Linked DNA regions of Mus musculus: regions 2, 3, 4, 5, 6 and 7 are each linked to region 1. The links are chromatin loops, found by intact Hi-C in ENCODE. Cell type or tissue: left cerebral cortex. All regions are shown on one strand. Region 1 overlaps Msra (methionine sulfoxide reductase A). Region 2 overlaps Msra (methionine sulfoxide reductase A). Region 3 overlaps Msra (methionine sulfoxide reductase A). Region 4 holds the start of Mir124a-1hg (Mir124-1 host gene (non-protein coding)). Region 5 has its middle 18 kb from the start of Mir124a-1hg. Region 6 holds the start of Msra (methionine sulfoxide reductase A). Region 7 overlaps Msra (methionine sulfoxide reductase A).

Region 1 (4,000 bases):
TAAAACTCAGCCCTCTTCTAACCTGGCACTGCACCACCAATAGGATCTGGGAGCTGAATTCAGGCCCCTGAATTCACAGCCATGGTGCTGAGAGCAATAGGGGCCATCTCTGATTTTGAATCCCAGTTTTACAAAGTACTACAGCCCAGAGCAGACATCAGCCCACTCTGCAGAGCACAACCACCTTTGTCCTTCACTGGCCTGCCTCCCACTTGAGGCAGAAATGAATGACCTTGACCTCAGCTCCAACCCGCCAGTGCAGTGCACACAGCTCAAGTGGGGTCCTCGTGGCCACCATGGGTGACTGTGCTCACGGCCCAGCTGCTCACTGGCAGGGCTGCAGGGCGCAGGACCTGACACTGCGGGCCTTTTCTCCCTCCTCCACTAGCAGCCAGTGGGCGGGCTTGCTCCGCCAGCTGCCATGGCAACGGGAAGATGGCTCTGTGGTGCCCAGAACAGATGTCACATGGGCCGCTGTGCTTGTGTTGGGGGTGGGGAGCTTGGGGGGGGGGGGGCACCAGGGGAGGGGCTGCGCCTTTGGAGTTAAATGGCCCCACCAGAGGGAGTAAGTCACATTTGGAAGGGAGTGCAGAGCAGTAGAATCTATTTTCTTTCTTGTCCCCGTCCTTTAAGTGCACTAAACGTACATGCACAAACACAAATGGCCTTTCATCTCCGCTCCTGAGGTGCTGGAGGCTCGCAGCTTTCTGGGCGGACATGAAAGCTGTTATCTCTCCAAGCCTCAAATGAACAGTGCCTCGGTGGCCCAACCTTGAGCAGGCAGCCCTCTGTTGTCTTTAAGGGACTGGCCGGGAGGCTCCATTCGGGTGAGTCCAAGGAACCTAGAATCATGCAGAGCAGAGACCAATCAAGGGGAAATTGAAAGGCAAACACACTGGGTTCTGTGGGCAACGACAAACCCAGCTCCAGGCTCCATACGCTTGCCGCTGAAATGAAAGAGTCCCTATGTCCCCTTCCTCCTCCCCATGGGGTCTCTGATCATATCACGCCAAAGGCCATTTTATACAGACTAAACTGGGGCAAGGCTTATAAATCTACCTGTCTGAACGCAAAGGCTCTTTGTCCCTGGAATAGATCTATCCTGGTCCGACTGCTGTATTAAAAAATTTCCACTGCTTTCCATTTCTCCTATACAGAACTGATATATATATATATATATATATATATATATATATATATATATATATACATTAATATGACAAATCCATATTCATTGGTAAGATAAGATATTATGTGAATACTAGGAAAATGCCAGGCATCAGTGGCCTATTTTCCTCTCTGAGACTCCAACCTCAGACCATGGGAACTTGGAGACAAGGGGGTGAAGGTATAGGTGCTATCTTAATCAGATGCATGACAGTCATTGCATGTGTGGGAGGATGGGGAAATGCTACATATAGTTATGTTGCACTGGGGTTTAATTCACAGGACCGGCGTGCTCAGAGCGGCTGCTTTGTGCCAAGGAATGCCACAGGGAAGAGGGGGAGGTGAGCAAAGCCAAGAAGATCTCATTCATCACCAAGAGGCAGAAACAGCACAGAAACTCTTATAATGGGTCTGATGAAGTGAGTGTTGCAAGCAAAGCATTATGGGAATGTGGAGAGGCAGGCTCTGAGAGAGGTGTCCTGGGGTGTGAAGAGACAAGTAGGAAGAATCTGGAATTGACAGAGCACCTGTGCTGTGACAGACATGTTATATACACAGCACACCGGATGGATCACAGAACTCCCTAAGAGGCAGTCACTGTTTTTATGTCTTTTTTTTTTTTTTTTTTAAATCAGGAAACCCATGCTTAGAGTGGTTTACAGTCCAAGGTCATTCACCAAGGACACAGCCATGCTGCCCTGTGTTTCTGCCTACAGACCGACAGAAGACGCAGCCCAGCACAGAACGCAGCTGCAAGCGTATCTGTCATTTTCTGATCTTCACTTAAACGGCAAGGTTCAGAGATCATGGGTTTCAAACAGTCCCTGCAGCTTACCTAACACACGTAAACACATAGCAATTAAAAGAAAAAGAATCGTTCATCTGGATGTAGCCAAAAATCTTCTCATGGATTACAATGGGTGCTACTGGGACTTTTCCATGTTCTTGAAAGATGAGTGGGGGTGGCCCCACAAACTGTATTCATTCATTTAAGCATCACCCTATGTTACTAGGGGGGTTTTTGTGTCTATACACAAAATGACCCATCTCCCAGCCCAGAAAGATTGCTGTATTTTAACAACAATCTGGCCTGCACCTGAGATCCTCAGGCATTTGTGGTTCACCTGAATGAAAAGCAATGATCAAGTGTGAATGATTGCCTGACAGTGCCCAGTTCTGTGCAGCTCTGGGAAGCTGCCCCTGCAAGCCAAAGTCCCCCACAGAAGACTAGCTTCCTTGACACTGCAGTGAAAGTCAACAACCACCAGGGGGCAGTAACACAAACCAGATATTTTTCCTCCGGGCCTGAATGTGGATGTGCCCGGTTTAATGCGTAAAGCCCATTATTACAAGCCTTTCCTCTCCCCACCCCCTATTAATGAACAAATGCCCAGGGGTAATGCAGAGATTTCTAAATACAGTGCAAGAAAGGGCAATCTGTACTCATACACAGGGAGTCTAACATGCAGTAATAAGTGGAAATGAAAATAATCAAGATGCAAGTGAGCCATTAGGCTAAAGAGCTAGCCCTCTGTCTGGCTGCAAACACAGAAATGCAGATGCCTGGCTCGCAGAAACGGGCATTTTAAAAATATTTATTTCACAAGTTCCTATTTAGAGTTCATAATACTATCCATAATTACAACCTCCGAGCTCCAAGAGGGGGTCTAACAAGAATTCCATATCTAGTATAGAGCACAGAGAGGGATGGTTCTCTCAGCCTAAGGTAAATGCATGAATTATTCAGGAACTTCCATGGGCATTTTAAATCATAACTTTGTGCTGTAAACAATAGCACACGTTAAAAAAAAAAAAGGTAAAAAGATGAAGAGCTGTCTAATCTCCAAGCCATAAAACAGCTACTGACACCCACAGTCTCCTAATGGTTGCTGTAGCGTTCCATAGGAATCCGTTGGCGTACTTACAGGTTTTAAACATAGCAGCAGAGAGAATATAATAACACGGAACCTACTTCTTCCCTGGGAACAAAGAATCCGGGATGATTCTGCCATTTTCGTGACAAAGGGAAGATTACGCAGTCCTTTCTTTTAAGTTGTTTGGAATTTGGGGCCTGTGGAAAAGGTGACAAGGCCACTGCTAGCAGCCTAGTCTCCGGAGTCACCCCATCACATCCCAATATTCATAACCTGATAGATTACACAGCTATTATCCACGCAACATGGCTGAAACACACGTGGAATTCTGAGTCAACTGACCATAACCCTCTACATTTTCTATTGAGGTTGTTCTGGGAATGAAAATGTACCCCTCTGGGCTTCAGTTTCCTAGCAACAGAGGTAGGAGAACAGATCTTGCCCTATGCCCTTGTGTGGTGTGAAGGTCATTCGGCATAATGGGAGGGAAAAATGTTAAGAACCCTTGAGATTTATGAAGACTCTCAGTGTGTGTCTTCTCTCCAGTTCACAGGAGGAACTGGAGCTGCAGAGACGAATCCAAGGTCACGTAGGTGAAGCCAGAGCCAGGGCCCCAGCTGGCTCTTCTCATCCAAGGCTATGATTCTTCCCTTCCCTCCTCGGAGCTGAGCACACACAACACAGCTGTCTCAGTCTGCTCTGGAAAAATACCTCAGACTGGAGGCACACAGCAGGACTGTGGACTTTGGTAAAGGGCAAAGTATAGCAAGGCAGGTTGTATTGCAAGGCCCCTTCTCCTGCCTCGTAGATGTTTAGGTTGTGTTTACACATCTTCCCTGAACACAGGAGTAAAAACAGAAAGTAGCCCCCTGGTGCCTACTGCCTTTTCTTCTAAGGACGAAAATCCCTCCGTGGGAGCTCTATCAGTATGACCTCATCTAACCCAAATTACCCAGATC
Region 2 (4,000 bases), 200 kb after region 1:
TATCTGTGTTTTCCAATGGCCTTAGGCAACCCCTGTGAAAGGATTGTTTGACCCCCAAAGGGGTCACAACATACAGGTTGAGAAACACTGTTTTAGAGTCTCCAAAAACTGCTTTAAGTATGGCTATAGACTATAGAGGTCAGGTCAAAAATTGCAAATTGAGGACTATGTCTAAGGTGATGTATTGGGGTACAGGGAAGCAGTGGGAAACGAGGGCATCAAGATGGCTGCAGCTTGGCTGTGGAAAATTTCACAGACTATGATGAAGTATTTGGACATTATTGTGATGTCATGGGACCTCACAGAAATCCCTTGAGTGAAGACATGGCTAGACCCACAGTACTTCCTCAGTGAACTCATGAATGACATGACCTCTGTTATGTGTAAGGGCTACTCTTCAAATAGAGTTGTTGCCTCCTTCTATCTGTTCCTGTGCATGGCACAGGGCTAATACTCAGTTAATGGGTGCTGAATACCTGGCAAAGAGCGTTTATTACTTAGTCTTTTCTATAATGAGGGACATATCTCCACAACTGAATATCCCCACCAAGGCTATCCAAGAAATGAAAAAAGAACCATCACCCAGAACAAGAATGTAGACCCATAAAATCTACAATGTATGCCAAAGATCTGAGGCTCTGCACCCCATCACCATCAGCCTAAGAGGATAGAGAAGCAGAAATAAAACAGTGGGAACTTTCTCTAAAATTGATACCTTTGACTCAGCATCCTCATCATTCTTGATGGATGAAAATTAACATCTTAGAGTGATGAAAGATTTAGTATTTACACTCTGCCCTGCCAAAGCTATGCTTTGGGAGGTCATGTCAGTTCTGGAGATTCAAACTCAGGTCCTTATACTTGTGTAGCATGTGATTTTACCCACTGACCCATCTCTCTAAGCCCCGATCTTACAATCAAAACAAAAGTTTCATTAGAATAGACTCAGTCTTCCTTGTTTCAACCCCATCTTCAAACAACATATTAATGAACTAATGTAGAGAAACAGAATGTGAGCCTCAGTCAAGATAGCATGATGACGCTGGCCAGGAGCTCAAATATGTCTCTGAGATATATGAATATATGTGTGATATAGTCAGACTCAGCTTCCTGCCTGAGAGCCCTAAAGTAAAAAATGCAGGCTCTTGAGAAGGAGAAACATTTGCCCCACTAAGGGTGAGCATGTTCTCCTTGCTCTAATGTCCTAGTTAGGTTTCTATTGCTATGGTGAAACTCCATGACCAAATCAAGTTGGGGAAGAAAGAGTTTATTTGGCCTTCACTTTGACAAAACGTCCATCATTGAAGGTAGTCAGAACAAGAACTCAAGCAGTGCTAGAACTCAGAGGCAGGAGCTGCTTACTGGCTTGCTTCCTGTGGCTTTGCTCAGCCTGCTCTCTTAGAGAATCTAGGACCATCATCCCAAGGATGCACCACCCACCTAGGGCTGGGCCCTTCCACATTAATCACTAATTAAGGAAATGCCCTACAGCCAGATCTTATGGAAGTGTTTTCTCAGTTGAGGTTCCCTCCTCCCAGATGACTCTAGCTTGTGTCAAGTTGACATAAAACTAGCCAGCACTGCTAACTCTGTAGATGTTGAAGCTGGGACTTGATTCGAGTGTACTGACTTTTTACTTGCTCCTGGTGTGAAACCCCAAGCTAGCAAAGACTACGTTGGCAATGATTTTGGATTGCAGGGTAATGCCTAAACACTTCCCTGATAGTTCTACTGTCAAAAAAAAAAAAAAAAAAAAAAAAAAAAAAAAAAGAAGAAGAAGAAGAAGTGAATGACTTCACCTCTTCACCTCCTCACTGAAATTCCTCATCACACAAACAGAATTACCAAACTGTTCTTTCAGAGGCCATATAATGTAGTTTCCGATGCATACGTCTGGATGTCAACCAGGTGCCTTAACACTAAGAAAGCATGGATGTTCTTAGCAAGCCCACGCTCCAAATACTATTCAAGTCACATTGAAATTAAGCACTAGGAAGGAAAGTGTTAACACTGACTTTGCCTGTGCTATCCAAAGCTGCCTCTGCCTCTGCCTCTGCCTCTGCCAAAGTACTTACTTTAAAGGCAGTCGCTACATTCACTTCATCTCCTGGCCTTAATTTAGGTTCTGCTATGCTCGACAATTTCAATGCCAAGAGGAAGAGACTGAGTGAGAAAGGGACATACTGGTCTGAACCTGGAGAGCTGATCTAATTGAACTGAAAAAAAAAAAAATTAAAACCCTCCTCCATCTGCTCAGCACACCTGCTGATGGAGCACAACCACAGGTAGGGAGGAAATCCATCAGAGACCAGTTATAAATAGACTTTTATTTCATCTGCTAAGAGCTTGGCAGCCGAGGTGGGAGGGCTGCCTACGCGCTGGCAGCCGGGAGAAAGCACTGTGCTGCTTTTATGCTTCAGTGGAAGGATCGGAGAGAAAGAGAACTGAAAAACAATGAAATCTAAAGTGGGATGAAATAAAATGGGACCAAAACCCCAGGGCTGATGTGGCCACCAACCAGCATGCAGTTTAAGACTGTCAGACATCGTGGTGAAAGATGGGGAGACCTGATGACAGATCATGCCCCTCGTAGGAATCAGGTGGAGACAGACAGGCTCACCCATCACTTCTAGAACAAAATTGGCAAACAACAGCCACCTTTTAGTTATTTATAAGATGAAAAAAGAAAAAGGAGCATGGCTCTGGGTTTGGTCTTTGCACTGCCCTGCCACTAGCTCACAAACTATATAGCATTTGATGGCTGGTGCTCATGTGTCCATGCAGAAGAAATGGGCATGTCAGTGGGCCATCCTGGCACAGGCATTTGGGTTCCTCGTCTCTGGTAAATGAGAAACAGTCATTCTTCACATCCAGCTGCCTCTAGAATGGGCTTCACAGCCAGGCCAGCAAACAGCAGTTAAATTGGGGGCTCACCTTCAAGGGAGCACATGAGAGGGTCTGCTGGACACAATGGCTGTCCAAGGTGGGCCTCATGTAGTATTTGGACCCAGAAACTCAAGGGCAAAATGTCAGCAGTTCTATCTCTAAATGAGGCCCTGGAGAAAGAGGTGAGGGAGAAAGGGGAGGGGGTATATTTATCTCACTTGCAGAAGTATAGGTTCTCAGAAACCTCCCTCATCCCCAAGAACATTAAGGATATCATCAAGAAGATAATGACCCACTATTCTGTCCCCACCAAGGACAACAAGAGAAATGGGATTGACTGTGTCAAGGGAGAACTGGGTTAAATGGAAGAGCTTCCTGGCAGCAAAGGTTATTAAACACTGGGAAGGGAAAGCAGTAGAGATTAGGGGTGCTCCCGGGAGGTCTTTCCAAAAAGCAAAATAGCTTGCCAACTACCTGAGGTCACTTAGGTGCTATCTGCCAGCTCCTGTACCCTTGATCTGGGAACTAACTCACCGCTTGGCCCAGCCGAGGGACAGCTACTGCCATTCTTTCATAATGAGCTCTCAGAAGGAGAATAAGAGCTAAGAAAATGACAAAAGCACTCATGGAGCTAAAACTCATTTTTCCTTATTTAAATGGTACATTGGGATTTTGTTTTCTTTCTTTTTCTCCTTCTCCTCCTCCTCTTCCTCCTCCTCTTTTATATATTTCCAGAAACGACCAAACTGCATCCTCACAGATCTGTTCTTCTAAAGCATTAACAGGAACACGGGTGGGAGACGGTGTGGGGACGTTCTGAGCTGACAGTGCAGCCAGGCTCTGCTGTGCACCTCCACACCAAGCACTGCTCATCTTGGGGGAGCTGTGGCTCGGAATGCAGAGTCTCATGCATCAAGCCACAAAAAGACCAACCCAAGAACCTCTTTACCATTCAATTCTTAAGGTTTTTTTAAACATTGTGTTTTTAATTGTGCATACTTGTGTGTGTTGTGTATATTGTACACAGGAATGCAAGTGCTCATGGAGGCCAGAGAATGCATAAGGTCCCATGGAGGTAAAGGTGTGAGTGATGTGGGTGCTGGGAATAGAACTC
Region 3 (4,000 bases), 66 kb before region 1:
GAGCTGCAAGAGTCAGGTGTTGAGTATCTTGGAGGGCTAGTAAACAATTTTTAGGAGAAACGATACAACCCAAAGAGCACACAATGGCCTGGGACAAAGTTCCTCTCCTGGGGAAGGCAGGTTAGAGCATGGTGAGGGACAGAATTGTACCTGGAACAAAGTTAACTTCTGACTGAGATAAAGTCTTTGGGTGACCTCCCAGAGACTCCCTCAGAAGAACAGATCAAAGTCTGTCTGGGCTGGGGACTTTGAGTCTCTTTGCCAGTGGCTAATCTTTCCTGTTCTTTGATGAGATTCCTAGGAACGGGGGCTTAAGAGAATGACATTTCTTTTGCAAGAACTTTCCTCCCTCTGGTGAGGGAACTTCAGAGACAGCCCCTCCCTGGGTGCCTGGGGTGGGGACGAAAGAAGGTTAGTGAGTCCTTGATTCTGAGGCAGCATCCACACCTTCCAATGTCTTCAGTGCAAAAGCACACAGCACGCCAAAGAACTGTGCTTCTGGGTGCTCTTTCCTGAACTCGAGCAGTGCCTCTTTAGAAGTCTTTGCTTTTGGGTTGCATGCTCATTTCTGTTCTCTCTAGTTTGGGGAGTTCTTATAAAAAATGTTTGCCAGGTGTAGTTGAGAGCACAAGTCCTGTCACTCTTGGGTAAAGACATAGGTGTGGGTCTGCTGAGTCTCAAGATGTTAAGGTGTGTTCAGCTAGTAAAACAATTTCACAGTGTTTTTCCCAATCGGTGGTACCAGTTTGGACATCTCACCTAAGATGTTTGAGAGGCTCCTGGCTCTCTCTATCCTTGCCCTGGGATTTGTCAGAATTTGTAACTTTTTCATCCTAACTGGAAGACATGGAACACCAAGTTAGCTTTAGCTTTCGTTTTCTTAATAATGATTTGGATACATTTTAATTTTTACTATTTGCCCTCTGTATCCCTCCTTAGGTTAGGTATATATTCCAATATGTCTGCATGGGTGCATGTGTGTGTACAGGTGCATATGTACATGTGTATGCACATTCATCTAGAAGTCAGAGGATAGCCTTGGGGGCCATTCTTCAGGCTCTCTCCAATTTTTTTTTCTTCAATTTAAGAGACAGGGTTTTCTTATTGGTCTGGAACTGACCAAGCAGGCTAGGCTGGCTAGGCAGGGAGACCTAGGCATCTGCCTGCCTGCTTCCCCATTGCTGATATTACACATGTCAACACCATATCTAGCTGTTTTAATGTGGGTTCTGGGGATCAAACTCAGGCTCTGTCTTAAGGTATCTCTCCAGTTTCCCCCACCTCTTTCTTTTTCTCAAAACAGGTTTTCTCTGTGTAGCCTTGGTTGTCTTGGACTAGGCTTTGAACTCAGGAGTCCACTTGCCTCTGCCAGGGTTAAAGGCATGTACCACCATATCTAGCTTTCATCCATTTCTTAACTACTGGTTGGTTCTCATTGTTGGTCCTCTGATAACTCCAGGTATATTCTAAAGCTGTATTTTGATAGCCATACATAACATCTGCTCTCTAAGACTCTAGTGTTGTTCCATTGTGCTCCCTGATTCTCTATCTACAACACAATATGTCTACTGTGAATAATATCTTTATCTATATATGCAACTATTTGCACACACACACACAGAGAGAGAGAGAGAGAGAGAGAGAGAGAGAGAGAGACAGACAGACAGACAGACAGACAGACAGAGAGCTTTTGTTTAATCAGGAAATTTTTTTGTGCCTTTTTCAGATATTACTCACGGTGCTGGGGAACTGGACTTGACTAGTTTATAGCCCCCAGAAACGTAGAAACTTGGTATTTTAATAGATGTGGCTTAGAGATTAAATTAAGAAACACACAAGGATTTCTGAGTGGAAAACCAATCATACGCTCCCATAAGCTATCAAAATGTGCCATTCTATGTTTATAGAGGCTGCTCGTTGTTATCAGCAAATCTCTCCTTCATTAAGAATCAAAATGTTACTCAGCACACCCAGTGCTTAAAGTGTCCTGGATTCTGAAAGAACGCAGCCTCCATTTGGAGGTTTATGCAGCAATTTCAAGTGGGCAGTTCTGTGTAGCAGATATGGAACACAATGAAGGCCAAGTCCAGAGGACACCACCCAGATCTGGTGATAAATGCTTCAGTTAGCAGTGCTACAGCTCCCTATCTGCAGGACGGCTGGCACACTCTTCTGGAACACACAGAACCAGCATCCGATAGCAATGCGCCTGAGAAGCAGTTGTGACTTCTTTAAGTTCTCTCTGCCAAGCGAAAATAAAATTGAAACTGGCCATTTAATTGGTTTTTTTTTTATTCACTGATTAAGACAATAAAAATTGTGCTTGTTTCAGTATTAAGGAATTAAAATCTCCCTTGAGACTTCCTCTGCCCTGGGCGAGGGTCCATCTGCCCATCGCAACAGGCTGGCCAGCTTGCACACAGCGATTCCCCCATGAGCTGTGATCTGAATAACTTCACACTGCACTGGCCAGGTCCCAGAATGAAATGCTGGGCCTTTAAATCATTACCCAAGGAAACTAAAAATAGGACTGTCAATTAATACATGAGCGATAAGAGAAAATGCACTGAAGACGTATAGCTGCTCTGGCTGAGCCTCCAGCCATGCATGGCTGAGAATATAGATGACCAGAAAAGCAAGAGAAAGGCAGCTTGGTCGGCCTGTTGGAGAGCTGAGGAAGCCAGCAGTGTGGGAGTGTGGTGTCTCTGCTTATGTCTGTCCCTCCTGAGAATGCACAGAACGTGGCTGTTTGACTGCAAGACTGGATGTGAGGCTGTGGCTGATCCACATATGACTGCTTTGTTTTAGACAATAGCACCCCTCTCCACCCCCCACTCCATACAGGCATCATGAGAAGATTCTGAAAGCATGTGTGTGTGTGTGTGTGTGTGTGTGTGTGTGTGTGTGTGTGTGTGTGTTCTCGCGAGTGTAGGTCAGACTTACAGGCCTCCACACAAGCTGCTTTGGCTTCTTAGTACTGAAGCCTGGGGGATTTGCTTGACTTAAGCTTTTGTGTGTGTCTCGTGTGTCGTTCTGTGGAGACCTGGGGTTGATGTCAGCCATCTTTCTCTGTCATTTCCTACCTCGTGTTTTGAGACAGGGTTTCCAACTAAACCCAGAGGTCCCCTAGCAGGCTGGGCAGGCTGGCCAGTTGAACCGCCTCTCTCTACCTTCCCTGCTGCTTTTGTGGCTCTGGGGATAGAACTCGGGTCCTCCCTTTACTGACTAAGTTATCTGCCTAGCCCCTAGACATTTAAAATTTTTTTAACCTTAATTTAAATGTTTTCTAGAGGAAGAAAGAGGGAGGAAGGAGAGAGGGGTAGAGGGAGGGAGGAAGGGAAGAAAGCATGTATTAGGGGTGAAGACTCAAAATAGGCAATGAGTCCCTATTTGCCAAAACACAATTGTTATTTTCTTCAGCGCTCAGAAGAACTGGAAATCCCTTCAGAGAAGAGAGCTAGAACAGGAGCTAATTACATCATTTGCATTTGCATATAATTGGTATGCCTTCCGGCTAAGACAATAAAATCCGTGTTCGTTAGACTTCTTGCTAAGGCATGATGTATTTCAGTTGCAGCACCGTGTATCTGTAGGTGTTAAACATCCCCCGTCACACCCTCAGCAGTCCTCAAATGGACAGAGGTTGCTTTGGAACTGGCCCGAGCTTGGCCAACTCACATAACCTTGGGTGACTGACCTTGAGCCCCACTTCCTCTCCTGTGAGGGGTGGGGGTGGGGAGGATGAGAAGCCCTCTTTTTTCAGGGCTGTGCCCAGAAAGAAATGAAATCACGTGGATTCAGTCTCGGCAGCAGTTTTCAGGCTGCCCTGTGATGCTACGGTCTTTCTGAGCTCACAGAAAGCCAGGGCAGGGGAATCATGAGGAGCAGATTATGCCCTGAGCAGGTGGAAGTTAAGAGCCTGGCTAGTTTAAGCCGCATCCCACCCAGTTGAGTGGCCCCATTCTCATGCATCATCCAGATTAGTGGTGCTCTGGGGACA
Region 4 (4,000 bases), 390 kb after region 1:
TACTGGAAAGGCCTGAAGAAAACTGGTATCAGAAATACAGGTAGATAAGTAAGAACAAACTTAGCTTATTTGTCTGAATATTTCACTAAGGATAGAGTTTTGTATTCCAAAACTAGAAGGTGACGATAGAATATTCTATTTCAGGACATTTTTTTAAAGCCATTTAAAAATTTTCTGCCACAGGATAAATGACTCCTCCTGAATGCTAACAACAAGGGAAGAATGTGCTAGAGGCTCCGCCATCATATTAAAAATTAAACCGGCTGCATTTCATAATGGGCTCTCTCTTCTCTCTCTCTCTCTCTCTCTCTCTCTCTCTCTCTCTGCGTGTGTGTGTGTGTGTGTGTGTGTGTGTGTGTGTGTGTGTGTGTGCCCGGCTTCCATCTTTCTTCTCACTGTGGAGATTGCACTCAGACACTGTTCATGGTTAACACTGGAGCATCAGCTGAGAGAGGTCAGAACCCTACTTCTCTGAACAGGGAACCACAAATGTCACTGACACATGTCACGGCTTGGCAAATAATATATTTCTTTCCAATCTCCTGCCCCTCCCGTTTACCCACTCGCATGCATGTGCTCAGCTGAAGGGCACCTCTCAGTCTTCCTTCCTTCTCCTTCCTATGGTGGGACCAGCAGGAGGCACGCCATTCACAATGAATTCAAAAGTACTCCCCTTTTGATTTCTGTTGTCTTTATTTTAACCTCAAGAAGGGAGAGAGATTTAACTCAGTCTTTACCCCAGGCTACGCTAATACTTAGGTCATGTCTGAGCTCTCTGGGGAAGCCCTGCTTTATCCCATCCGTGGGGCAATGGTGTCTTTTCAGCGGAGCTGTCCAGCTGTCCAGCCATATGGGCCCCAAACAGCCCAGTCAATCCGATTTGGGGAGGTTTTACAATGTAATTTCTTAACGTGTTAGTACTTGGGGTGAGTTTGATCAGGCGCATAGACAGCCCTTAAGCCCAAGGGTTTAGGTTTTAAGAAGCCATTACAAATGGCCCAGCATCCGTCCGCTCAGACTGGTTAAAAACAGATATGAAATCTGTGGCTGGGGGAGGGGCAAGGACTCCTGACCCCCTGGTTGGAGAAAGTCCCAGGGGTATGCTCTAACTATTAATTCAGCATCAGCTGCCGTATCTACCCCCCACTCCCTTTCTCTTTTTCTTTTTTAACCCTGGGCTCATCATTTAAGGCGTTCCCACTCGGGCCTGCGGAGCCTGTTACAAAACCAGGTCTCCGCTCCCCCACTCCACCCCCACCCCGGCGCGCGCGCCCCACGCAGCAAGACGAGAGAGCCAGCGTCCCGCAATGCCGCAACGGCGCAGGAGAATTGCATTAAAAACGTTCTTAAGCTAAACAAAACCCTAGGCCTATCTGACAGTCTAGCACAGGAAAGTATCCTCCATGTCCCATTGCTCTTCAGTCAAAACCGACTAGACCTCAAGTCACAGCCCCACCCTTTCCTGGTGCAGGGGTTCGAAACTGTCTGCCGAGGAATGCTTTATAGACAGAACATTAGAATAGTCCTAAAGCTAAAAACCTTGATCAAAATGGTGGTAAGTAAGACCAAGTCACCGCAGAGAGAGACCAGCGATTTAGTGGGGACTATTATGAAAGTGGTCAGTGCTCCCAGAAAGATTGCCTAGCGAGGGGCCTTTGCCAACTAGTTACATTTTTTTAATTAAAATCCGTCACAAGGATGTTTTCTAGTTCTTACCCACCCCTCCTAAGATTCTCAATTCTAGAAATTTACAAAAACAGCTTATTTCCTAAGCTTCTAGCCACACAGTGTTGAAGCAAAAAACAGCACATGGGGGAGGTTTTGTTACAGCCGTTCTTCTGTTGGGGTCCTTACCTAACAATTGACAGAAACAGAAATGGCCTTCCATCCAGGGGGCATCCCCGGAGGTCCATCAGGGCTAGGTGGGCGCCGCGGCCACCACCCTCTGCACTGGCCATTGACAGCCACAACATTTAAGACTGCTTTTAGCTTTCCGAGTTTGTTCTCCCCTGTCTAGATGTCTTGAATTCAACATAGCCCAAGAAACAGTTCAGTTTTTTTTGTTTGTTTGTTTATTTGTTTCTTTTAAGTCATCAAAGAAAAGCAGGCGTAGGGAAAGCAGATGGGCCTGCGTGAGCAGGTCGGGGCTGCCTCGCGGCTGCCGCAATAGCCCTTTGGGAAGACAGATTTCTCATCGCAGGCGCGGGGGCTCGAGTGGGGGAAGGTCTTTTTGGTTCGCTCTTATGGGGGACATTCATTCTTGGTCCTTCTTTAAGCCACAGCTAACTCTGCTCTTGGAAAAGAAAAACAGTTACACAGCCACACAAGTACAACAAAAGGCGCCTCCCCGAAGTGGCTCTCCACGTCCGCAGGACGGGTGGCTGGACGTGTAGACGCACTTTTGTGCCTCTGTAATCTCGGACGTCCATCTGGCCCCGGCGGGCGAGGGCGGGCGGGAGGGCGCGGGCAGGGGAGGAGCGCGCGCACGCAACTAGAGGCGCGAGCACGCGCGCCCGCTCTCCTTCACTTTCACCTTGACTGCGGGGGGGGGGGCGTTGGTGGGGGCGACAAGAGACTATGGTCCTCCATCCCCCCACCTTCCGCCATTCGTCTTCCCACCCCCAGCACTGTCCTGCCCAGACGCCAGCCTAGGGAGGGGTGAGGAGGAGGCTGCACTGGCGCTCGGGTCGCCGCACCGCCCCGCAGCCTCGCGCTCTCCGCAGTGACAGCAACCACAACCGCAGCAGCACCCAGCTCCATCCTCACCAGCCTGGCTGAGCTACAGCCCGGCAATTCGGGCTGAGGACGACAAGCAGAAGGTGTGCAAGTGCCCCCGAGCTCCCCACTCCATTGACCGAAGCTCAAGAAACCGGGAGTGGGCTAGCGGCGGTATTGCACGGAGGGGACTGAGAAAAAGAGGACTGGAGACCATGAAGCTATTCAGGCAGGGGTAGGATTGAGCCCCCCGAGTCCACCCAGAGGACTTTGGCAGGGTCTGGGGCGGCCAGGGTGGCTTCAAGGGATCGGAGGGCTCTGACCACTGCAGATGCGGCGCGTGTGGGTGCGGTGAAAGCACCCACTTCTCCCAGGATCTAAACGGATAAACGGAAGCGAGTGTAAGTGTGGGGGTGCGAATCGCCACCTCCGGCCTTGGCTTTCCCGTTCGTGAGAGCACCCCCACTTCTCACTTTCCCCAAATCCGCATTTTTCTTGGCACAACCCTCCCGAACACCGAGCGAGGAGAGGGAGGTGCCCGGGGGCAGTGAGAGTGACGTGTGCTGGTGCAGAGGGGGGGGGGGGGGGCTGCGGGCCGGGCTCTGTGGACCTACTCCTAATCCTCTTGTTTTCGGAACTGTCAGCAGATGTGGCTTCTCTTAGCTGAATAATCCGTTAAAGGAATAATAATTTTTAAAAAGGACCTCGGCCTCACCCAACGAGGACAGTGAAGGAGATCAGCTCTTGGTAAGACTAAAAGAAAAGGCACTAAATTCTCTGCGTCCCTCTCTCTGTCTTCCTCTCAATCCCCTCACCCCCTCCCCCTCTCTTCTCTCCTCACCCCCCCCCCTTTCTCCCCCATCCCCTGCAATCCGCACTCGACGCGAGTTCACGCGCAGGGCTGGATTTCCAAGCTGCACTGCAACTTCTCAGCGCGTTATTATTATTCATCTGAGGGTGCAGCCTCTGCAACCTTCGCCTCCTGCGCTAGCATCCTTCCCCCTCGACCGCGGCCACCAGCAGAGCGGTTTCTTCTGCACGCGTGCTCTGGTTCACCAGAGGAGGATTCTGGCTTTTTGCTTTTTTGTTTTGGTGGTTTGGTTCGGTTTGGGGTTTTTTTTTTTTTTTTTTTTTTTTTTTTTTTGGTTTTGTGTCTTAATTCTTTCAGGGTCATCGCCAGGATGCTTTTCCTCCGGCCAGGTGGAGCCAGCATCAGCGCCTGCCAGCAGCAATTCCCTTCAATAGCCGAGGAAGCACTTGGGGCTTGGCCAGGGAGGCCGCTCCT
Region 5 (4,000 bases), 370 kb after region 1:
CCTTTAATTCCAGCACTTGGGAGGCAGAGGCAGGTGGATTTCTGAGTTCAAGGCCAGTCTGGTCTACAGAGTGAGTTCCAGGACAGCCAGCCCTACACAGAGAAACCCTGTCTATAAAAGCCAAAATGGGAATAGGGGAGAGAGGGAGAGGGAGAAAAGGAGAGGGAGGCAGGGAGGGGAAGGGGAGGGAGGCAGAAGGGAAAGAGGGAGAGAAAAAACATAGGTGTAGGATGGGGAAGGGGCAGAAAAGCTGCAAGATTCTCTCCTCTGTCTTATAGAATAGGGCAGAAAGGGCTGGAGAAAGCACATACTTATTCCAAGCCTGTGGGAAAACCCAAAGGACTGTGGGTGAGATGCCTGGGTGCTGAACCTCTTTAACACTCGTGTTCCCATCTTCCTGCATGATTTGCCAAGGACAGAGACCCAAAGATTCAGGACTCCCTAGTGTAAACAGCGACAGGCAGCCTCCAGGGTGCTGTCTTCGGTGCTGAAGTGGAGCAGCTTGGCGCCCGGAACAGGCAGACGCAGCAAGGACATTCCCAAGCTACTCCATGCCCCACTTCCAATTTAGCTTTGGAGTCAGAGCAATCCTCCGCCTTGGAACTTGGCTGTTATTTTTCAGAACTGGGGCAAATTCCCTTACATCCCCTCTTGTTCCTCTACTCCCACCACTTAACTCAGCTCTCAGAGACACAGGAAGATTTTTGAAGCTTCAAGGACTATATCAGGGACAGGGAGGTGGATCAGTGGGTAATGGCACCTGCTGCCAAGACTGACACCCTGGGCTTGATTTCTAGAAACCACATGGTGGAGGAGAGAACCAACCTTCACAAATTGTGCTGACTTATACACAGGCACTATGGCCTACACAAGTGTATACACACACACACACCACAAATTTTAGGTCTATAAAAAACATTTAAGAATTGTATCAGCCAAGCTACCATGCCAGATGACTGGCCATTCACATCCCAAAACTCCACTCTGCCTTCCTTTCCCTCCTGGTGACTCCCCAGACCCCTTGCCTCCAGTGCAACTCTCCCACACCAAGCATCTTAAACAGCTCAGATCCCAGGCCCAGGAGAAAGTCTAGGAGACCTTTATGAAAGCCAGCGTTCAGGGAATTGTAGGGGATGCTGCCGCTGGAGACAACAAAGGGGAGAAGGTTTGTCAAGGTCTATAATTCACACTCGTGGGCAGCTTTCTGTTGTTCTTCACACGACCATCATCATCATGGGAATTGTTAAAAGGAAAATGCACTTAATTTATCACAAGCCAAGATTAAAATATCCTAATTAGAATGAAACACAAGGATTATCAAGGCATAGATCCTAGTCTGGAAATATTCCCAAACTAGTTTGGGACATGGCAAACCAACCATCTGCATACCAAGAGTCCAACTAGGTTTCCTGGGAACCTGGAGACTATCTCAAGGACCTAGGAGTGGATCTAGAAAAGAAGTTTGTTGGGCTCACAAAGGGGAATTAAAAGCTCAAGTTATTTCCATGCATCTGTTGCTTTTGTTTTGAAGTTCTGAGGCTTAACCCACAAAGTGTGTCCATCCTAAACAAGTGACCATGAGCTACAGTCCCAGACAAAAGCAGAGGTTTTGAAACTAGAAGACCACATTCTAAGTCCTGATCTGACTCTATCTTGTGTCGTGTCACTTGCATACGACATGGCCCCCACAGATTTATATGTCTGGACACTTGACCCTCCATGGGTGGCACTTTGTGGGGGTAGGATCTCTAGGACTGTGACCTAAGTATCAGAAGTCAATTGTAGAGGGTGGGCCTTAAAGCAGATAGGCATTTCTGGTCCTGGTCTGGCTGTCTACTTCCTGATCCACCAAGACAGCAGTTCTCAACATGTAGGACACGACCCTTTGGGGGGCTGCATATCAGATATTTACATTGTGATTTATAGCGGTAGCAAAATCACAGCTATTAAGTAGCAACAAAAATAATGTTATGGTTGGGGATCGCCATAACATGAGGAGCTGTATTAAAGGGTCACAGCTTTAGGAAGGCTGAGAATCACTACACCAAGACAAGACTAAGCTCCCACAGTCCCAGCTGCCGTGCCAGCCCTGACGTAACAGAGTTTTTATCACCTGAAACCATAAGCCAGGAAAAAAAAAAACCCTTCTTTGCTTCCATCAAGTATTCTGGTGCAAAGAGGAAAGAAGAAATGAATACAGTGTAGTCTTAGAAGAGCCACCTTTAACTTCACGTTCCTTATCCTATAATGAGAATGACACACACAGCAAACTTGGCTACTTTGCAGATGCGTTGGTAAGATATAAAAGTGCACCCTACCTTGGGGCTGGAGAGATAGCTCAACAGTTAAGAGCACTGACTGCTCTTCCAAAGCTCCTGAGTTCAAATCCTAGCAACCACATGGTGGCTCACAACCATCTGTAATGAGATCTGATGCCCTCTTCTGGGGTGTCTGAGGACAGCTACAGTGTACTTACATATAATAAATCTTTAAAGAAAAATTTTAAAAGTGCACTATGCCAATGCAAACCACAGTTAAATGAAGGGGAAGCATTTTCTGACTGTCCAGTTGCAATGTCTACACTCAGATATAAGAGGCATGAGGGCAGCCTGGGTCCTCCTAGCAGGCAACCAACGCCAACCACAGAATCGTGTCCCTGGAGACAGGTCCTCCAGAGCATTTAGATTCCAAAAGAGCTCTGTCTTCAAGGAGAAAAACCAAACACACCAAGTTTGACCTCAGGGGGTGAGTCTGTCCAAGCCGCCCCTAGGGTGCGGGGCTGAGAGGCACAAAGGGAGAAGATGGCTTTCACAGGAGGAGTTGGCCCAGCACATTGGCTCCAGATGGGATTTCAGCTGGAAGCACACAGAAGCAGCTGAGCTCAAAGAACACTGAGGTTTTCTGGACCTGCTCTCTGGCTGGCGGATGAACCGCGTCAAGGGGAAACGGAGGACAGGTGGTGCGGACAGAAGGCAAAGGAGACAGGATTAGAAGAAGCAAGGGAGAGGTCACAATGGAGGGTCACATTCCAAATCTTTCACTTGGGTGGAAATTTTCAACAAATACAACTGCCGCAGGATGCCACTAGATCTTCATTAATAGGGGAAAAAAATCAGACCAAGGATCATAATAGACTGTTAAATTGGATGAGACCTTTCAAATGACTGACACTCCCCTGCCCCATCTTCATTTTACACATAAAAGGATGGCCAGGAGAAAAGTTCAAAGTCAGTAAATGAGTGCCTTGAAGGAACAGAACAGGGACTTAGATCACCTGATTTTTCGGGTCAGTGTGTTCCTTGCTATCAATAATTGAATGGATCCTAAGACAGTACAATGAGGCAAGGTTTTTTGTCCCTTGATTTGCAAGTGTGTGAGAACAAGACCAATGGCCAGAGCCAATGTTTGCTGGTGGTGGTGGTGGTAGTGGTGGTTGGTGGTTGGTTGATTGGATTTTAAAGGGGAGTTAGAGGGGTGGCTCAGTAGTTAAGAGCACAGTTCTTCTATTGGAAGACCCAGATTCAATTCCCAGCACCTACACAGCAGCCAACTACCTTCTGTAACCCCAGTTCCAGAGGATACATGCCTTTACAGGCACTGCACACAAGCAGTGAACTGAGAGAGAGAAAGAGAGAGACAGAGAGAGGGAGAGACAGAGGGAGAGACTGAGACAGAGAGACAGAGACAGAGACAGAGAGACAGAAAGACAAAGGGAGAGGAAGAGAGAGAGAGAGAGAAACACAACAGCTGAGGTTGTCCCTTCTCCCATGGTACATAGTATACACATAGATGTACCCACACAAAATAATAACAACTGAATGCAAATAATAGTAACACGACTATAACAACTAAATACAACACTACAGAAATTTAAGGAATGAAAAAAGGTTCTTTCTCTTCATGTGAGTCACAATATGAACCACATGGGTTGAGTTCTCTGGAACATGGCCTGGTGAGGAGACTTGCACTCTGGAAGGTTGTAGAAGAGTGTATTTGGAGA
Region 6 (4,000 bases), 240 kb after region 1:
TGGCGGGTTTAGCTCCAAAGGCATCTGATGACAGTGCATGGCTGGGACTAGGCAAAGCAATACTAAACAGATGGGCCTTGTCACCTAAGAGGGGGCTCCACTGGCCACAGGGCTCTTGAGAGAACGGGGTACAGATAACAACAAGACTCAATAGATCATATAGAGACATGAGGAGAGCAGAGGCTGCAATAGAGAAGGATACAACTTCCCAACTAGGAAATATAAAGACTTTCATATTCATCATGGTCACCAAAACTTATAAGACGTAGTGAGGCACAGTGTTGCTGGAACCAAAGGCAACCCTAAGCAACTCCTCTAGCTTCCCTTCTCTCAGTTACTTTAGATCCCTCCCTACCAGAGACCCTCCAGCCTGCCATGTGACTGGGCGACATGACACCCATGCTCCTCTTATACTTGACTTTTAAAAAATCATTAAGTTTGGAGGCTGTGCAGCTGTGTAACCTATCAGAAGTCTCCCTCCATCTCTGCTGCAGATAACCCCTGGGACGTGTCTGTGGCTTTCACTGTATTTATGGTTCAAAGGAAACTCAGCGTCAAAAACTCCATGTTGTATTCAACTGTATTTCTACTTTGCACTCAAGGAATGTTTGTTTGAACTGAGTAGCACAAGGTTAATGGCTTAGCAAAATCTCCTAGCCTCTCCTCTCCCCTTTCAAGTCTGAAGAGATCAAGATAAGATATTTCCACTGTCCACAGAAGTATCCAGTAGCCTTGTGATTACGGGTCAGGTCAACGGATCGCTGGCCTCCAGGTTTATGACGCCTAACTCCAAACTAGAAAGATACCTAGAGGCCTATAATTTGTCAGCTCCTGCCCTAAACCCCTCTCCTCAACCCTCTCTGCCTGAAGATAAATGGAGCCTGAAAAAAAAAAAAAAAAAAAACAGTTTACCTGGCCACCTTCTTCTGGTTTTGCTAACTTACCAAATAAGTCATTCTCTTTGTCCCCACTCTTTCTAAAATATTCAGGTCCCTTTCCAAGTGGAAAGCACATGAACTTGGATTCTGTACTGGGAACAGTGAGAACCTTTCAGGAACGAATACTCCCAAGAGTGGGGGGTTAGAAACATTACAATAGGGCTGACAAGGTAAAAGGTCAACAAGAACTACAATCCGATTTCAACTCCTAGGTCCTAAGTGGTGCAAGGAGAAAACTGAGTCACACAGGTAATCAGCTGATCTTCTCACGTGCGCCTGGGGCTTAAGGGAGCACACACAGACACCTCTTAGAGGCTTCATCCATAGCACGTGGAGTTTCTGCAAACGGGGGAGACAACCCAGCATGCCCTTGAAATAACTACAAACTGGGGAGGGTTCTTGCAACCAGCTCTGGCCGAAAATTACACTTCAAAACCTAAGTTCCCAGCGTTGTTAGGTCTGCCTCCAGCGCTTCCATGAACTGGCACCGCTAGACGCTCCTAGAGGCCTAGGTGAAAAGGAAGACTAAGGCTGGGCTCCCACCAGACTCCACTAGCCCCAAATACGGAGCTGCAGACCAGCAAACGGGCTGGGTCGATCCCAACGCTAAAGTCTTTCAGAGCGAGACTCAAACAAAGAGAAGCACGCAGGCAGGAGACTGCCCAGCTGAGCTCCCGCCCTTCCCGGGCTGGGGGGCGGGAGAACTGGGGGGAGGGGGGGATTCGCTGCTTCTTTGCGCACGCGTAGACTCCGACCTGGGACCCACCCGCGGTCCCGCACGTCTTCTTCCGGGAGGGCGCTGTGCGCAGGCTCCACGCGCATGCTCAGCAGCCGTGCCACCTTACCTGTTACAGGGATCGGCTCGGTGCGTCCCGGCAAGGCTTCCTCTGCGGAGATGACTTTCGAAGCTGAGTCGCCCATCCTCCGTACCGGGTTGGCGCTAGAGAGGAGCTGGAGAGCCCTTCTAGAGGCGGAGAGCATGGGCGGCGTGTCCGTCTCGCGGGGCAGACCTCCAGGCCTGGCTGTCTCTGAGGGACAAAGTTCCCAGAGTACGTGAAGCCGCGCGGGCCAAAATTGATGCTGGCTGGGCGCCACCGCGGGAGGTCAGAGTTGCTGCCGTTTCTCCACCTCCGCAGCCAGGGTTCCGGGTGCGATGTACTCACTCAACCACAAAGTAGAAAAGGGAAATCAATGTGTGTGCATAAAAAGGCAGCGAGCTAGAAGAAAGGCAGACCTATAAGAGGATGGCTAGATGGACAGCTAGGAAATTTGTCTATTTCTATCGGAACCATCTTGATAAGTCACATCGATCCAAAGTGAAACCAAAGCACAATTCTCAACACCACAAAGGATCAAGTACTCAACATGAAATATAAACATATAGTGTGTGTACGTGTATAAATGTATAAATACATTCTTCAGCGCATCTCACAGCCCATAAAGTAAACAATGTAGGCACAAATACATTGTTAAACGCTTTATGTGAATGAAGTTAATGGTGAAGTTGGACCAGACGGACTTCAGAAATTATGAGAGAATATTCCTAAACTGAATCTCTAGCCTTAATCTTTAGGTGGCTAGGACCAGATGAGTGATTTCAGAGGTCCTGTATGAGATTTTTGATTTACACACTGCCAAAATGGGCGGGTAGTCTCACATGAAGGAAGGAACTGAGGATTAGCGCCCACAGGGATTTGAAGCTTTGAAGCTAAGCTTCTCCGTGGGTTTAGTTACCACTTTGTGTTCATGTGGGACTGTAATATAAGGACTAGGATTAGTGTACTGCATAGAATGTTGCCAGACACACAACGTTAAACAGATTAAGGTGTTTGTCTTATAATGTAAAAGTCTCCTGGGCCAACTTGTTCTCAACAGTTTACTTGTGGCTTGCTTTTGCTGTGACATTATGCCAAGCAGGTTCTTTCTACGAGGCCTTGCCTGAAACCATCCCAAGATCCAAGATGTCCCGTCCAGGCTTGAAGAGGGCCTGGTCACTAAAAAAAAATGTGTTAAAAAAAATTGTACTTGTAATTTACTGCCCTTTGACACACAGTGACTTGCTTTTTCTGTTTTGTGGTTGACAGAACAAGGGTCATGCAAGAAAAACTTCGTAACTAAATACTGTGTAACGGAAGAATTTGTAATGTTAAGGGAAACTGCTTGTGTAATGTTAGGTATCCCAGAACCACAGTCCATAATATTTAGTATGTAAGATATATATATATATATATATATACACACACACACACACACACATTTCTACTTACCTACCAAGGGGAAATGAGTTTAAAAAAATAAAGTAAAAGCATTGTTTAGAGTTTTATTATTCAGAGTAGTGGGTCTCTTACTAAAGTTTCTTTCCTGCCTTGTGGTCCTAGAAATCCAACTCAAAACACCAAGCTTGGTGGCAGGCACTTTTACCTGCTGAGCCATCTCTCTGGCCCCACTTTAAACATTTTGAGGGTTCTGTGTACACTGTTTAAATGTTTTCAATGATCCTAATGGTTGTACTATACTCATGCAAGCATTTTGAAAGAAAGAAGCATCTCAATTTCTTTAAAGTTTCCTTCATACAAGTTTAACCTTATTTAACAAACTAGCTGTGTTGGCTGAGTTGTTTCCTGGCTTGTTTGTTGATTACAAAGTCTCTCTCTGTAGCCGTGGCATGGAATTCAAAGACCCACCTGCCTCTGCCTCCTAAATCCTGGGATTAAAGCTGTGGCTACCATATCAAACCTCTGAGATTTGTTTTTTGAGGAGAGAAAATAATTATGCTATTTTCAGGACTAAGCATTGCTTTTCCTTTAGACTCCAACAACTTCCTTCTGAGCCAGCCTCCATATTTACTGTCACGTGCTGTAATTACATCCTAATTACACTCAGGCTTCTGGCAAGTTCTAACAATTTATATCCTTCAAGATACGGTGTTCACATTCTCTTGGGCAACAACAAAGAATCTCAGAACACAGCAGGTTCAAGAAAGTAGATTATTTCTCCTAAGGATGTCACTCTAGAAGAAAACGGTCTTCCACTAAGCAGGACCCTGGCTCTTCTTCGATAGT
Region 7 (4,000 bases), 52 kb after region 1:
GGTCCCTGTAAAGTACATGTGACATCTTCCACAATGAACCCTATAGTTTGACTACATGTGACACTTTCTATAAGGATAGATTCTATAGATTGACAAGCTCATAAAAAGGGTCTGGGGAGGATCCAGGGTGGTCTCAACCACATAGATAGAGCAAAATGTCACCAGGCTAGGAACCGAATCCATTCCCAGCCCTCTGGACAGATAACAGGTTATGCATCCCTTCTTTTGAAGTAACAACCTCATGTGTGTCTTAGTTTTCCAAGAGTATAAGGACTTTAGTGCCTCCTACATTGACTGACACATCCTCAGGTCTGCAGGAGAGAAGTGTTTACAAACATGTCATAGTGACTGTCTTCCATAGGGTCTAACTCTGAAATATACACAAGCTTAGAGCTGGAAGCCTGGCTGCACCTACGTAGCATGTACCATTGTGTACTCTTCCTAGTAGCATGCACAGCTCGAGCCCTTGAGTTCATCTCTATCCTTCCAGGGAGTAACTACACCCCTACCTCATTCTCCCAGATTCCAGGAATGCATGGTAAGTTACCAGGTATCCCCAGGAGCCTATTCATTTGGTCTGAGGTCATAAGAAAACATCCACTTATGTGACTCTTCTTAGGTTTCTGGGTGGGAAGGATGGGGGGAGGGTATGTCACATTCATTTGTCACAGTGATGCCCATGATTCATGGTCTGGTGGTGAGGAATACTGCTAGAAGAGGCTGCCACACACAATGCACTTACAGGGTTCACCTTGTAGCCATTATGCAGTAAAACAAAGTCATGATCTTTATATGTCTTCAGAATGTAAAACTATGCCTAGAAAGACTTCTAAGTTTAATTCTGTGAGTCTTTGTAAGCAAATCAGGTCTCCATATGAAGTCATCGAAAGGAAGACAAATCAGATCACCATGTGGGAACAGTTCTCTTGTGAGCCCAGCATTTAAGGAAGAGGTGTTTTGTCTTAGCATTTGTACAGTGGGCAGGTAGACTGTCTATAACATTCTCCATAGCTGCTTACTTTAAAGACTCACAGAGAACACTTTTTGTCCAAATGGATGTATCTAAGTATTAAATTCTATAGCATTTTAATGGAGACTATGTTTAATCTATATGAAATAAGGTTGAATAACAAGAAGCTTGGCTTATGTGTATACGAAACAAACACCCTAAGGAAGAACCCACACCAGGGTTGCAGGTGTACACTGGTTAACGCCTGCCTAAGTGCCATCACCTCAATGTGCAGGGCTCCACCTTCTATGGATTCCATAATCTCACAAACAAGTCTAGCAATAGGAAACCTGTGTTCAGAAACATGAGCCTATGGGGGTCATTTCTCACTCAAACGACCACAGTCACTATCTTAGATGGTCAGACAAGTCCTGATACATGGTTTGGCTTCCAACATGCTGGCCACCCAACAGCTATCCACCTGTAGATTTTCCTTCCTCAGGGAAAATAATTGCAGGCAGGTGGGGTCCCTGCAATGTCTCAAGGCATCCCCTGACTATTCTCATATAGCTCTTTTATTCACAGTTTTAGATATTAGTTTAGATCTGGGCACATGAAACAGCTCTGGCTAAGAGATACAAGATGGTGGCTTGTTGGAGGACTTCTAGAAAGTTCTCCTCACTAAAGGACAAAAAGCTGTCTCTTGACGTTGGAATTCTGGGGTTGAGACCTTGATGGATGACGCTGTGACGGTCACTCTGGGAACGTGATGACACATAGCAGAGCAGAATTAGAGGAACTGAATTATTCTAAATACTTTTCTTTTTTCTTTTTTCTTTTCTTTTTTTTTTTTTTGAATACTGAATTTAGTCCTCTGAACATTCTGACTTCTTCTGGTTATATAAGAAGAGTACACATCCCCATTCTTAAGCCAATGTTAGCTGAGATTCCTGCAGCTTACTGCTGAGAGCGTTCTAAACAACTACATAGTGGATCTTGGAGCTCATTAAATTCTCACATCACTGGTATAAAGCAGGCTTTAAAAAAAAGCAAATAAAATAGCAAAATGTTCAATATTTTTGCCAAGGTCACGCGCCTATAAATGGCATAACTGAATCTGCAATCAGATCTGATTCCAAATTTGGTGTTTCTTCCAATGGAACCAGATGATGCACACACACAAAAGCCTAGAGCAGGAAAATCTCCTGTCAATCACGCTGACATCCTTAATGAGTCACCAACAAACGACCTAGCACAAGTACTGTCCTGCTAAACTCTGCGATTGCTGTTGTGTCCCTTACATCACCCACTTATGAGACCTCCAATCTTTATAATTTAAAAGGAGAATTTAAGACACACACCTGCAAACTGGAAGCATGCCCTGCTTTACACTGCTGTGTGGTATTGTGGAAGACAAAGCCAAAACTAGACACTGGCCTCTACTTAAGGAGTCTGCAGGTCCTTGGAATATACGAGGGAGCACACTCCAGAAAGCATTGCTCGTAGCATCACAGGTTCTGAATGGGACACAAAAGAAGAGCTGGTCCCACCAGTTGATGAACAATAACAAAACAGCTCAGTTTCTGGATGTTGGGTTATATGAAAATGTTAATACTTTTTCTTACAACAATGACAGTTTTAATGCATTACAATCCTGGTAGGTCTGGGACTGCCCAACAACGAGGGTGAACACATATTAGAAATAGGGGGTACCTGATGCTGGTCACAGCAGTCTCAGAAGACACACGTGCAGGCACTGGTTCTTTCTGTCTACCATATGAATCCATATGAATCCCAGGGATCGGATTTGGGTTGTCTGGCTTGGCAGCAGGTACCATTACCCACTGAGCCATCTTCATAACCCCAATATTACCAATTTTTAAGCCTTGAAGAATGTGTGTTTCTAAAATAGATGTCCATACCCCCCCACCCCCGTCTTTACTCATTATGAGGGTGAACAGACAGGCTTCAAGAGGCATTCAAAATGGCCACTCAGTAGCAGAGTCTTGAGAACAATTACAGTAAGAGGTAAAATTCACAGAATTCTCACATAAATCAGCAACCTAAATACCTTCTGCAAAAAGAACTCCTAGAAAAGAAACCTATCTAATCCAAGTGTCAGGCCACCAGGCATGCTCATGGAGACAGCCACTGTCCATTGGAGCACGAATCAAACTGAGCCTGCAAGACCCACAACTCGGAATTTTGAGGATCAATCCAGATGTAAAGTGAGTCAGGCAGGAATGTGGAGCCACCTCAGTACTTTTAAGTCAACTCAAAGAGACAACCTAAAACTGCAAAAGTCCCATAAAGAGAGGTGTTCTGAGGTGCAGCTGGCCAATGCAGTCACTGCAGGGTAGAATTTAAAGTCTATTTCTGCCTCTGCTTCTGGCCCAAAGCCAGTTGCATGCCCCACTACCAGAAGCTGGGCGACTCTTTCCCCATCATGATGGTGTAACTATCCTGGCAGGAATATAGATACCCTAAAGAGACAAGAGTGGAGCAGAGATGATGATGGGTATACCAACACCTTCACCAGGACTGCCTAGTTATACAATACACCTCTTGCATCCTATCTTAAACCTAAGCCTCTCTGGTCTTATTTGCCCCTCTGCCCAGTGTAGCCACATTTAAAGAACCCCCCTCTGCTGCTTTTCACTGTTACTTTGTTTCTTTACTTGGTTCACTGAGTGATGGTTCAGTGAGTGATGCTGGCTTCTTAGGACTTTGCTGCCTAGGCTCTCAGCCTGAGTCCAGTGCTAGCTTAAAACACGAGCCACCTCATCCCTTGAAACTGTTTTTTGTCAGTGTTTTGACACAAGGATGAGGACAGTAACAATGTATCATTCTGAGATATGTATCCAGTGTGGGACAAGGCAATCCAGCTATTGGCATAGGCGTCACCTCACATGCTTACTATGACTAGTTCTCAGATGCTAAAGATGATAACCCATTGCCACCAGACAAGCCCTGTGAACAGTTCCTAGTGCAGAAACGCTATGTAAATCAATTGGCTGTCTTACCAAAGTAAGTATTTTTTAAAGACAAATA

The links. Hi-C counts contacts between places; a loop is a spot of excess contacts. Peaks named below come from ENCODE experiments on the same cell type or tissue, not always from the same donor. Only the 100,000 strongest peaks of a DNase experiment are listed, where the experiment ranks them.
Region 2: it touches region 1 in a loop (4-fold over the local background); 2 of 42 quality-filtered maps call a loop at or near these places.
Region 3: a loop joins it to region 1, with 2.4 times the contacts of the local background. A loop is called at or near these places in 8 of 42 quality-filtered maps.
Region 4: it touches region 1 in a loop (9-fold over the local background); 5 of 42 quality-filtered maps call a loop at or near these places.
Region 5: it touches region 1 in a loop (2.3-fold over the local background); 5 of 42 quality-filtered maps call a loop at or near these places.
Region 6: it touches region 1 in a loop (2.5-fold over the local background); 3 of 42 quality-filtered maps call a loop at or near these places.
Region 7: a loop joins it to region 1, with 2.0 times the contacts of the local background. A loop is called at or near these places in 3 of 42 quality-filtered maps.

What each region holds. Positions count from the first base shown.
Region 1 is chr14:64,199,569-64,203,568 of GRCm38, forward strand. The region is part of intron 5 of Msra (methionine sulfoxide reductase A); the gene reads right to left. It overlaps Gm52129 (a long non-coding RNA gene), which reads left to right. Exons shown (of 3, transcript XR_003951176.1): 1 at 1-827; 2 at 1,450-1,586; 3 at 3,588-4,000. Among named protein-coding and RNA genes, the nearest start is that of Gm52129, 2.2 kb to the left of the region's middle. In left cerebral cortex, CTCF peaks have their summits at 571 (motif pointing right) and 2,426 (motif pointing right); DNase peaks (open chromatin) are centred at 410, 796, 1,509, 1,925 and 3 more places; H3K27ac peaks cover 4,000 bases.
Region 2 is chr14:64,401,929-64,405,928 of GRCm38, forward strand. All of the region lies in intron 1 of Msra (methionine sulfoxide reductase A), which reads right to left. Among named protein-coding and RNA genes, the nearest start is that of Gm52130, 2.7 kb to the right of the region's middle. In left cerebral cortex, no CTCF peak of the experiment used is centred here; DNase peaks (open chromatin) are centred at 1,619, 2,114, 2,329 and 3,692; H3K27ac peaks cover 4,000 bases.
Region 3 is chr14:64,133,845-64,137,844 of GRCm38, forward strand. All of the region lies in intron 5 of Msra (methionine sulfoxide reductase A), which reads right to left. Among named protein-coding and RNA genes, the nearest start is that of 9630015K15Rik, 20 kb to the left of the region's middle. In left cerebral cortex, no CTCF peak of the experiment used is centred here; DNase peaks (open chromatin) are centred at 2,078, 2,691 and 3,589; H3K27ac peaks cover 3,905 bases.
Region 4 is chr14:64,584,693-64,588,692 of GRCm38, forward strand. It overlaps Mir124a-1hg (Mir124-1 host gene (non-protein coding)), which reads left to right and starts at 3,423. Exons shown (of 4, transcript NR_040709.1): 1 at 3,423-3,462. In left cerebral cortex, no CTCF peak of the experiment used is centred here; DNase peaks (open chromatin) are centred at 644, 1,301, 1,914, 2,256 and 4 more places; H3K4me3 peaks cover 2,203 bases; H3K27ac peaks cover 3,876 bases.
Region 5 is chr14:64,568,297-64,572,296 of GRCm38, forward strand. No RefSeq gene overlaps it. Among named protein-coding and RNA genes, the nearest start is that of Mir124a-1hg, 18 kb to the right of the region's middle. In left cerebral cortex, a CTCF peak has its summit at 2,445 (motif pointing left); DNase peaks (open chromatin) are centred at 620 and 2,850; H3K27ac peaks cover 2,431 bases.
Region 6 is chr14:64,438,927-64,442,926 of GRCm38, forward strand. Msra (methionine sulfoxide reductase A) reads right to left here and starts at 2,114. Exons shown (of 6, transcript NM_001253712.1): 1 at 1,784-2,114. The coding sequence starts at 1,919. In left cerebral cortex, a CTCF peak has its summit at 1,744; DNase peaks (open chromatin) are centred at 1,769 and 2,622; H3K4me3 peaks cover 1,427 bases; H3K27ac peaks cover 2,755 bases.
Region 7 is chr14:64,252,064-64,256,063 of GRCm38, forward strand. All of the region lies in intron 3 of Msra (methionine sulfoxide reductase A), which reads right to left. Among named protein-coding and RNA genes, the nearest start is that of Gm41176, 6.5 kb to the right of the region's middle. In left cerebral cortex, no CTCF peak of the experiment used is centred here; DNase peaks (open chromatin) are centred at 2,040, 3,347 and 3,834; H3K27ac peaks cover 3,735 bases.